Regions from separate parts of the Homo sapiens genome. Here all the other regions are linked to region 4. The links are chromatin loops, found by intact Hi-C in ENCODE. Cell type or tissue: GM12878. All regions are shown on one strand. Region 1 holds the start of PLCL2-AS1 (PLCL2 antisense RNA 1). Region 2 overlaps TBC1D5 (TBC1 domain family member 5). Region 3 overlaps PLCL2 (phospholipase C like 2). Region 4 overlaps TBC1D5 (TBC1 domain family member 5).

The links. Hi-C counts contacts between places; a loop is a spot of excess contacts. Peaks named below come from ENCODE experiments on the same cell type or tissue, not always from the same donor. Only the 100,000 strongest peaks of a DNase experiment are listed, where the experiment ranks them.
Region 1: it touches region 4 in a loop (6-fold over the local background); 5 of 110 quality-filtered maps call a loop at or near these places.
Region 2: a loop joins it to region 4, with 3 times the contacts of the local background. A loop is called at or near these places in 14 of 110 quality-filtered maps.
Region 3: it touches region 4 in a loop (4-fold over the local background); 5 of 110 quality-filtered maps call a loop at or near these places.

Annotation. Positions count from the first base shown.
Region 1 is chr3:17,054,020-17,056,519 of GRCh38, reverse strand. All of the region lies in intron 4 of PLCL2 (phospholipase C like 2), which reads right to left. PLCL2-AS1 (PLCL2 antisense RNA 1) reads left to right here and starts at 1,936. Exons shown (of 3, transcript NR_046640.1): 1 at 1,936-1,994. RefSeq lists an enhancer at 1,911-2,100. In GM12878, no CTCF peak of the experiment used is centred here; a DNase peak (open chromatin) is centred at 979; H3K27ac peaks cover 2,500 bases.
Region 2 is chr3:17,180,835-17,183,334 of GRCh38, reverse strand. The region is part of intron 20 of TBC1D5 (TBC1 domain family member 5); the gene reads left to right. Among named protein-coding and RNA genes, the nearest start is that of PLCL2-AS1, 130 kb to the right of the region's middle. RefSeq lists a silencer at 871-970. In GM12878, no CTCF peak of the experiment used is centred here; DNase peaks (open chromatin) are centred at 964 and 1,645; H3K27ac peaks cover 817 bases.
Region 3 is chr3:16,926,135-16,928,634 of GRCh38, reverse strand. All of the region lies in intron 1 of PLCL2 (phospholipase C like 2), which reads right to left. Among named protein-coding and RNA genes, the nearest start is that of MIR3714, 5.8 kb to the left of the region's middle. RefSeq lists enhancers at 1-145, 206-455. In GM12878, a CTCF peak has its summit at 952 (motif pointing left); no DNase peak of the experiment used is centred here; H3K4me3 peaks cover 736 bases; H3K27ac peaks cover 1,468 bases.
Region 4 is chr3:17,232,144-17,234,643 of GRCh38, reverse strand. TBC1D5 (TBC1 domain family member 5) reads left to right here. Exons shown (of 23, transcript NM_001349074.2): 18 at 894-959. Among named protein-coding and RNA genes, the nearest start is that of PLCL2-AS1, 180 kb to the right of the region's middle. RefSeq lists enhancers at 900-969, 1,969-2,038, 2,413-2,500. In GM12878, a CTCF peak has its summit at 1,083; a DNase peak (open chromatin) is centred at 1,143.

The DNA.
Region 1 (2,500 bases), 180 kb after region 4:
AAAACATTCTTAGAATGCATTTGTTCACTTTTATTCAATTATTTGTATATTCCCTTTTACAATCCCTTATATATTTATAATATACTATAGGATTTGTAGACCATAGAATTTGAGAGCTGGAAAAGCCTTAGAGATAATCTGGGCCAAATCACTTTATATTAAACCTAAGGATACCTAATATACACACATACATGTGTGTATATATATAACCTTCTGGTATTTGTATGAGAAAGGTGATTCATTTTGTCTGTGGACTTTACTTGAATTGTAGTTCTTCTCAGCTTTAATAAGAAATTATAATGGGAATTCTCATAACCAAATGGTTTATTTATGCAAGTGCCAGAGTTAAAAACAGCCTGAGAGTTACTCGTGACCCCTCTTCAGCAGAACATCTGCTGAGATGACCCTGAGAGTTGCTATTTAAATACAAGGGGATGCTTTCAGAGACTCCATGGGTTTACGAAGGAAGGAGGGAGGAAGATGTGACAAGAGAGCACAGTGTTGGGATTTAATCACAGAACAGGTACCCCGGGAAGGGCAAGTGTCCCCAAAACTTCCCTCCCCTTCATTTGTGGCACTGGGGAAATGTCACTGGTGAAAGCTATGTTCTATGCTGCTCTAGAAAGATAATTTTGCTGTCATTCAATCACACAGCTGGTGCATGCCTGAGTCTGAGCAGTCACTCACACTCTCCCTGTGAGAGACAGAGGAGAGAGGCTTAGGGAAAGAGCATGAACTCAGAAGAGGGCCTGCTCTGCTCTACCCTCAAAAGAGAAGTTCTCAAAACCTGAATGTGCTCACCACAATGCAAATTCCTGAGTCTCACTCCCAGATGGTCAATATTTTGGGAATGATGTAAAGAGACTGCATTTTCAACAAGCATTCCCAGGGGATTCTGATCACACGTATGAAAAATAACATTCGTGTGAAAGTTGATGTGGGAATCCTTCTTTTCTTTGCATGACTCTGTGAATATATGATGTGGGAATCTTAGAGCAGAATTAGGGTGAAGGTTACAGGGACGGTTGAGGTGTGGTGAGACAGCGGTTTCTAGAGACCAGTTGCTTATTTTGAAGTTTTTGCTCTGAATGAGTTGGCCTAGTTGTTGTCTTTGTGGTCATTTCCTCTGCCATCCCTTATCAGTGATGAAGGTCCTTAGTGAGGGAATTAAAATGAGAAAGAGGCCACTGAGGACCTTGCTACTTCTCTTCTTCCCTTGACTTCACTAATTATTAGTTAATTAATTAGTAAATGCCTAAAAGAAGATGTGGTGGTTCAATATCCAGTCTTTAAGAGAAAAGATGCTGTGGATTTCAAATGGGGCCTGGGAGTCTGATGCAGGTTTCCTGTGTCTCATCTTCAAAGTGTTAACTTTCCTCCTTGAAAGTAATGATGATGGGCTACAATTTATGTGTCCTGTAACATTGTATGGGATGACTTGTTTAATCTTTTAATCTTTTTCAGTAACTGTAATCCAGCCATTCCCAAATTGCTGTTTATGTAACTGATCTTAGTTCACTGTAATTTAGAAGGCATAGGGCCATCAGGGAATCACATAATCCACTGCCACTTAGAAGAAGGAAAATGAGGCAGAGAGGGTCAAGTGACTAAACTAAAGTCACACAGCAGGGACATGGTACAGAGGGCACCAGAACATGGGTCTCTCAATTCCCAGGAAAGAACCTTTCACTTCTGTAAAACAGAGCTGAGAAACATTCTGACATAAATGAGAACTGATACGATTTGGATCTGTGTCTCCATCCAAATCTCATGTTGAAATATAATCCCCAGTGCTGGAGGTGGGTCCTGGTGGGAGGTAATTGGATCATGGGGGTAGCATTCTCATAAATGGTTTAGCACCATCCCCCCTTGGTAGTATATAGTAAGTTCTCAAGAGATCTGGTTGTTTAAAAATGTATGGCACCTCCCCACTCTCTTTCTCCTGCTTGGGCCATGTGAAGATGACTGCTCCTGCTTTGCCTTCCACCATGACTGTAAGTTTCCTGAAGCCTCATAAAACAGAAACTGATACTGAGAAGCAGGGCATTGCTTGAAGATGTGAAAGCAGCTTTGGAACTGGTAATGGGCAAAAGTTGGAACAGTTTGGAGAGCTCAGAAAAAGACAGGAAGATGAGGGAAAGTTTGGAACTTCCTAGAGACTTGTTAAATTGTTGTGACCAAAATACTGATAGTGACATGGACAATGAAGTCCAGGCTCAGGAGGTCTCAGATGGAAATGAGGAACTTATTGGGAACTGGAGTAGAGGTCACTTTTGCTATGCTTTAGCAAAGAGCCTGGCTGCACTGTATCCCTGCTCTAGGGATCTGTGGAACCTTGAACTTGAGAGTGATGATTTAGGATATCTGGCAGAAGAAATTCCTAAGCAGCAAAGTGTTCAAGATGTAGCCTGGCTGCTTCTAACAACCTATGCTCATATGCACAGGAAGAGAAATGACCTGAAACTGGAATTTATATTTAACAGGGAAACAGAGCATAAAA
Region 2 (2,500 bases), 51 kb after region 4:
GAAGTACAGACTTCTGCCCTTAAAGATACCACCTCACTTTGGGGACAGAAAACAAAGGCTTTTAAAGGGGGACTTGGCATGAACAGCAAACAGGGAAGGAACGAGCAGTTAAAGGTCTGTGTCCGTGGCTTCATTGCCTTATCTTCCAGGTGGTTAAGCTGGCGCCAGCACAGGCAGAGCTAGGTTGTAAAGTGACTGTTGTCTGAGATACTCTCCAGTTGGGGGGAGAGTTTCATCTCAGGCATACTGGAGGTTGCAAAGTGACTGTTGTCTCAGAGAAATCTCTGGGTGGGAGAGATTTCCAGTCCTGGAGCTTCTAAGCAAGCACATAGTTAGGTAAGCTTGCCCTGTAGGGAGTGTCTGGTAAAGGGCAGGTAAAGATTGCGTTTAAAGAGCTAGGTAGGAAATGGAGAACAAGGCAAAGGGAGGAAAGAGAAAAGAAGAAAATAATAATTTAAAAAAAAACACAACTCATTCTCTTTCTCTTAGAAAAATGGGGGTAATAAGTTACAGACCTAATTTTACATGAATCTTATATTATCTAATATCATTGCACTTTAAAATACACCAAAAAGAACTAATAAACAGATAGCTTATATAGTTGTATATGACTAATTATGGTTACTTGTTTAAATATAATTTTAATTTTAAAATGAATGTATAGTTTTTGCTTTTCTGGCTACTTGGATGACCTTTGCATTACTTGACTTTAGTTTTCACCAAAGTAAGAGAGCAAAGAAGTGATGGGGAGAAAGATTTACTGGAACTCCACAGAATCCTGCTAGGAAATTCCCAAGTTGTTTGGTACACACAGCAACTTTTAAAGCAGCTTTACTTAAGCCTCGGAATTTTCAAACAGCTTTTGCTCTGACTTTGGTCTTTCAATCAGCACTGAAAGAGCATTTTCTCATTGCATGGGAGGGGGAAACACTTTAATTAAAATGGAAAGAAAAGCCTATACCAGCTGTGAATTTTCAGCTAACCACAAAACTAGATTTGTTTTTGTGTGTACGTTTCACTTTCAGCCAGAACTCGTTCACATAGCTGTTGACTTTTTTTTCCCTCATATAAATAGCATGACTGCGTTTTTAAAGTGGGATTAAGGGATGCTACCAAGAATTCCTGGCTCCACGGCCCACAGATGCATTTCACTTCAAATGCACAATACAACAATGGTTAATTAAAAGATGCTCCTAGATTGTAGGCAACTTTGATTCTAAGCAAAGATTCAAGGAAAACACGAAGATTAAGTTGACTTGATGCTCTTGATTTGTTTTTTAACATATTATGGCTTCTTAAGAAATTATTTTAATACCCTTATTTTTTCCATAGATGTGTTTCTCTTTCTCATTATTAAAGGAGAACAAAATTGGAAGGACTAAGGTGTTCATTAGTAAGGGATTGAATATAATATAGTATAATATAATTCAATCTTTATAAAGATTAAAATGTTAATATAAGTAGATATTAGTGATAGATTATTAGGTGATAAAAACAGATGGCAAAATGGTATATATTTGGCCTGAAAATACTGTTAACAGTGGTTGCCTAGGTAAAAGGAAGGTTATAGAGGGACTTTCCAAGGGACCTAATCTTCTATGCTTAGAAAATAGAAGACATGCCCTGAAAATCTGTGGATGGCTTCAGTGCATGTAACTAGCACTGGGGGGTCAACCTGTATACGTAGCAGGCAGAGCCAGTTGTAAGGGTGGTGAAGTGGTGTCTGAGAAACAGACAACCTCATGAGGCATCAAACAGATCTAGGGTTGAACCCAGGCCCTGTCCCTTAACTCAGCCTGCTTATGAATGTGTCCTCATATGTCGACACATATGTACTTGACATTTCCATCTATCTTGCCAGTTCCTTGCCAAAAAATATTTTTAAACCCTAGTATCAGGAATGGCCCAAAGTGGGTATTAAACACAAGTCATCTCATCTTTCCTTTTAACTCTTTAACTGTCTCTTCTCAGGGAAGAATCTGAGAGACTCTTCCAGCCCATGGCCGTAGAGCTGAGTAATAACTTGTCCAGAGTCTACAACTGGTTAGTTGAAAAGCTGGACTAGTACCACATTTCCCAGTACCCAACTGAATATTCCTCTATCAAATGATGCAAAACGATGCTGGAATTTGGGATGTGCTAGTTCTAAGATGAGGTGTGTGAGCTCCTTGAGCAAGAATAGCTATGTCAGAACTTAATGATGCCTCTGGGGCACTTAGTGACATGAGGGCCACTGAGCCTCCATTATGCACTGGGGTACAGGCTACTGAGGTGGCTGTGAGAGCTGTCTCAGAAACTTACTCTAGGAGTTACTTCTCCAGATCCTTTCCTAATGTTAATTATTTTCGCAAAGTTCCATTCATATCGAGAGAACTCCATCACACCTTATGTTTTCTTTTCTTTTTTTTTTTTTTTTTTGGTGTAAATGTAAGGGGTACAAATGCGCTTTTGATACATGGATATACTGCACAGTGGTGAAGTCTGGGCTTTTAGTGGAACC
Region 3 (2,500 bases), 310 kb after region 4:
AGGATTCAAACTCTAGCTCAGCTCCAGAGCCCAGGCCCTCAACCCTGCAGGTTGCAGCTTCCTCTCTGCAGCATCAGACTGCACCCTTTGCCTGGCTCTGTACTTTCTCCTATGTCCTTCTTGGTCTCTATCTGGGGCTGCTCTTCCTCGGTGCACCCTTAAACATGGATTTCCCCAAGGTTCTACCCTAAGCTTCTCATCCCTGGAGGACTCTCATACAGTCCCTTGCCTCAATTATTATACACAGAAATGCAAAATCGGCCTCTGTAGGCATTCTACTGCCTGGTCTCCCAAACTGGTCTACCTCCACAGATGTCTCAGCTAAAACATGTACAACATGGACTCAGCTCATCTACTCAATGTGAATGAAGTGCCCATTCTGAGATGCTCTCTCAGCCTCTTGGAGGGCCTCCCTCCTAGCACTAACCACATTGTGTTGTAGTTACTGGGTCCATCTGCCTATCCTGTGTATCACCATTGCCTCCCCAGTGCCTAACATAGGAGCTAGCATGCAGTACATGCTCACACAGCAATTATGAAATTAGGTAATGCAGAGCCTTTGGCTGGTCATGTAACCTCCCTAGACCTCAATTTCCTCACCTGGAAAATGAGAGTTGGAGCACAGGAATGGGAGTATGTTCCATCCTGCAAGCTGCCTTTGAAAAACGGGCTGCTGTCAAATAAGCTGAAACATGCTGCATGTTCGCCTCTTGGCAATTCACTTTAGATATCACATTGAAAGCTCTGACAATTTTTTGCTGTTGTCTAAATAAGGGTTTCCCAAACTTATTTGACAACAGAATATTTTCCTGGAGTATCCCAGCCCCTCCAACATGAGTGGTGCTCCATGGAGTGTACACTTTGGCAAACCCCAGATCAGTGGTTCTCATTGTGTGTGGTGGGGGCGGGGGAAACAGGCAGGTAGGGGGAACCCTGCACTACTGACATCTAGTGGGTAGAGCCTACATCCTACAATGCACAGAACAGCCCCCACAACAAATAATTATCAATGCAAAATTGTCAATGGTGCCCAGGCTGAGAAACCCTGTGCTAGACCAACCTTTACAACCAAAGTCCCTTCCAGCTCTTAAACTTCTGATGCCACCAAGCCATAAAAACTTGTTCATGCCCCAGATACAGATAATGGGACATCTCATTTAGAACAAAGACTAAGCAATGATGCATTCCTTTTAAACTAACAAAAAAGGTTTGATCAGAATGTTTGCTAACCATTCTTGCCTATTGTCATATTTGTCTTCTATTGTTTATTTCATTTTTTTTTGTATTTTATTATCAATCTTTTATTTACAACACATTTGTAGCATAATATTATGGAGCAATCACTGGAAAAATATTCACTTTGGTCACTATTAAAAAATTAAAGAGAAATGTGACAGTTTACACCATATTGTGCATCAGGTGTTTTGCAAACATTCTGTGAAGGGTTTACCCAGTTCTTCCGTAAAGAATAACTTAAAGGTAGTGCTAAAAGGGATGACGATTTTGTTTAACATTTCACTTTAGCTATAAAAAAAATTAGTCTGTGTTCAAATTACATTTGCTTCAGGGAAGAAAGAAAAGAAAAATAAATTGCTTTAAATTAAATACATATCAAGGACAAAATGAATAACTAGCAAATAAATATTTTTAATTGATTTTTTTCAGCCACCCACTTCCCGTTCTTCCTTAGCCTTAAAAAAAAATGTGGCCGGGCGCGGTGGCTTACATCTGTAATCCTAGCACTTTGGGAGGCCAAGGCAGGTGGATCACAAGGTCAGGAGACCGAGACCATCCTGGCTAACACAGTGAAACCGTCTCTACTAAAAATACAAAAAATTAGCCAACCATGGTGGCGGGTGCCTGTAGTCTCAGCTACTCGGGAGGCTGAAGCAGGAGAATGGCGTGAATCCAGGAGGCAGAGCCTGCAGTGAGCCAAGATTGCACCACTGCACTCCAGCGTGGGAGACAGAGGGAGACTCTGTCTCAAAAAAAAAAAAGGTTTTGATTATAAATGATTTTGTTTGCTAGATGAAAAATCTGATCACTATATTAAAATAGGCTTTGTCTCTAAGTAGTTTCAGAGAGTATTTTAAGACATTATTTATCTTTCAAAAAATTACATTTAAATAATGACATAACAGTAATAATAATAACAATAGTTAACATTTATTTAGCACTTAGGAAATGCCAGGCAACTGTTTTGCATACATGACCTCATTCTAATACAGGAACATCTAGAGGTAGATACTGTTAATCCCACTTTACAGAGGAGGAAAATGAAGTTTTTCTTCAAGAAAAGGCATTATTCCTCAAAGTGACACTGCTAGGAAGTAGTAAAGCCAGCCCTTGCATCTGTCTGATTCTGGAGCATTTGATTATGAATAATGGGCTTTTTTTGTTTGTTTGAGAGCAACTTAAAGCTGATTAAATAGAAATGTCAATTATCATGAAGAATCAGCAAAAGACTTAATTCTGATGGGCATGGCAGTAATACTCAGAA
Region 4 (2,500 bases):
ATAGCATAGGCCTTCAGATGGTGATATATCCAGAGAATGATTCTGTTGACAGTGACTGTGCTTAGTGTTGAACTTTGTCATCCAGGAAGGAAATCAAAGAACCAAAAAGTCTTCCTTCCAAATGTTAGTGCACCTCAGGTTCTTCATGAGATTTCCTGTTATGCTCCTTTTCCTTTCTTATGTTCTTAAAATGCACTTGGTTTTTTTTTTTTCCTGTTTCCTTTGTCTATATTTTAAATTGCTTTTTTAATTTGAACATGTCATTATTTTAAGCACTTACTATAAGTCCAATTTGTAAATGAAATCTTGCCTACAATAAGTATATCAAGTGAAGGGTATGCAGTTCACAGGTTTATTTTTACATGTTGACATTTATAAGTACATGTGGTAACTTAAATCTTTTCATTACTTAATGTGAAATTAGAACTTATTGAGGACTTTATCTTATCACTGAAGAAGTTGGTTTCAAGTTAGTTAAAAATAAATTTTGTCTGATATAGGAGGAAATCAATTTCAAAAGAATGCCTATTTTTAAATAAATGACATATAACTTACTTTTGGATGAAAGGGAAAATATAAAATCACACTAATATTTGTAGCATCATGAAATATGCTCAGCAAAATCTTTTGATTGCTGAAGTTTCCTATACTCTAGTTGAAACTTGTTTGTGTTTTCTTTAAGAAAAACAAACACAAAACATTTCTAGAAAACATGCTCTTAAAGATTATTTTCTTTGAAAATATTTTATATTTTTCTAAGCTTGTGCATTATTTTCTTTTGTACTATATTTTTAGTAATTTGATTAAAGTATTAGAACATTCAGTATAAAAGAAAAGTGAAGTTGATTATTTCCTTTTTATGAAATCTAATTATTTTTTCTTATGAAATCCAGGCGATGTAGTTACAGGAAGCGATGCTCAGGTTTCTGTTCCTGTCCAGACTCTAACTGACCTCCAAGGTACAGTTACCATAACAACATAGTGTTTCTTTTTCTTTGCCTACAGTATTATCATTGCCTACTCCAAAACTCCATTTTTCTTTTTGCCCACCCTCCATTCATACTGTTTTCAATTCACTACCATTGTTCAGCCACTGAGTGGCACTATTGTTAAGAACAAAAGTCCCCTCTCATGTCATACCTTGGTGATGCCGAATATGGCTGTGATGTGGGTTTTCTATTAGGTGTGCACAAGCCTCTTTGCAAAATATGATTCACCCTGTATTTTGTGGTTATTATAACATAGTATACTTTGTGTGCCAGCTCACACTGAGGTGTTCTTTTTGTTACACTGGTGCTCTGTGACAGTATTTGACCAATTAGTTCTGAAAATAGACATCTTATGTGCTACGATTAGCCAGAAATACTTACATTTTGCCTGAAATAATTACAACCTGATTTTGAAATGTTTTTAAGTATTGCCTTTGAATTACGCATTATGTTAACACAATTAAAGTACAGTGTAGCAAATCTTCATTTATGGTAACTGGCAATGGTTTTAAAAAAAGAATGTTTAAATATCATATCCATTTGTTCAAAATATAGAAAATATAGTTTTTAAATAAATACAAAAAGTGATCATCTACCTCCTATGCAATTTTAAAACATATAAATACTTAAAGTGGCTGCATTAATCTTTTATTATGCAGTCTTTTAGATGAAATATGCGATAGAGAGGATTTCTGTGTTAAATGGAAGCCTAGAGTAACTTTAAGAATCTTCTATTCAAATTCAGACTAAAATGATAGCAGTATTAATTAAAATCCATACCATGTTTTTCTTAATTTAAAATACCACATAATATAGTGATGCTAGTAGTATTAAAATACTGTTTTAATAATGATATGTCCTCATATTATCCATTTTTTTAGGGGGGGTGGAACAGAAAAGAATGGGTTGTGATTAAGAGATTGATGTATTGGGTTAACTTAAAAAACAAAAACCCACCACATTGTGGCAATAGAGGAGTAAGCTTTCACTTCTATATATAGTTCTGTGTCTCACAGGTATAGTTTCTGGAGGTATTCTGGTAATTGAACCAGATGAACTTCAAGGGCTTTTCTAGCTCAGGGATTCCATGAAGAGCTGTTCACTCTTGCTGTCTGTTAAATGATCTACATAATAGAAGGGTATAATAGCATGGACAAGAGGAAAGGCAGATAATGTCTACATGATTTCTCTTTAGCTTTGCACTGAGATGAATGTTAATGTGATCATCTGATATGGAGAGAATTTACAAGACTTAAATTTGTTTTCTAAAATTAAATTCTGAGCCCCACAGACAACTTTTTAACATGTGTGTTGTTGTCCCAACATTAATTGCTACAGAGTAGATCTTTGGCTTCTCTGCAAGACATAGGATATGGAGCCCAATTTATACCTATGGAAAGAAAAGCTAAGAGTTGGCTTGCTTATTCTGACTTCTGCTTCTATGCTATTAATAAATCCAGTTTTTTTCCTACAAACCAGAGCCACAGGAGTAACGTAACTGTTTAACTAGA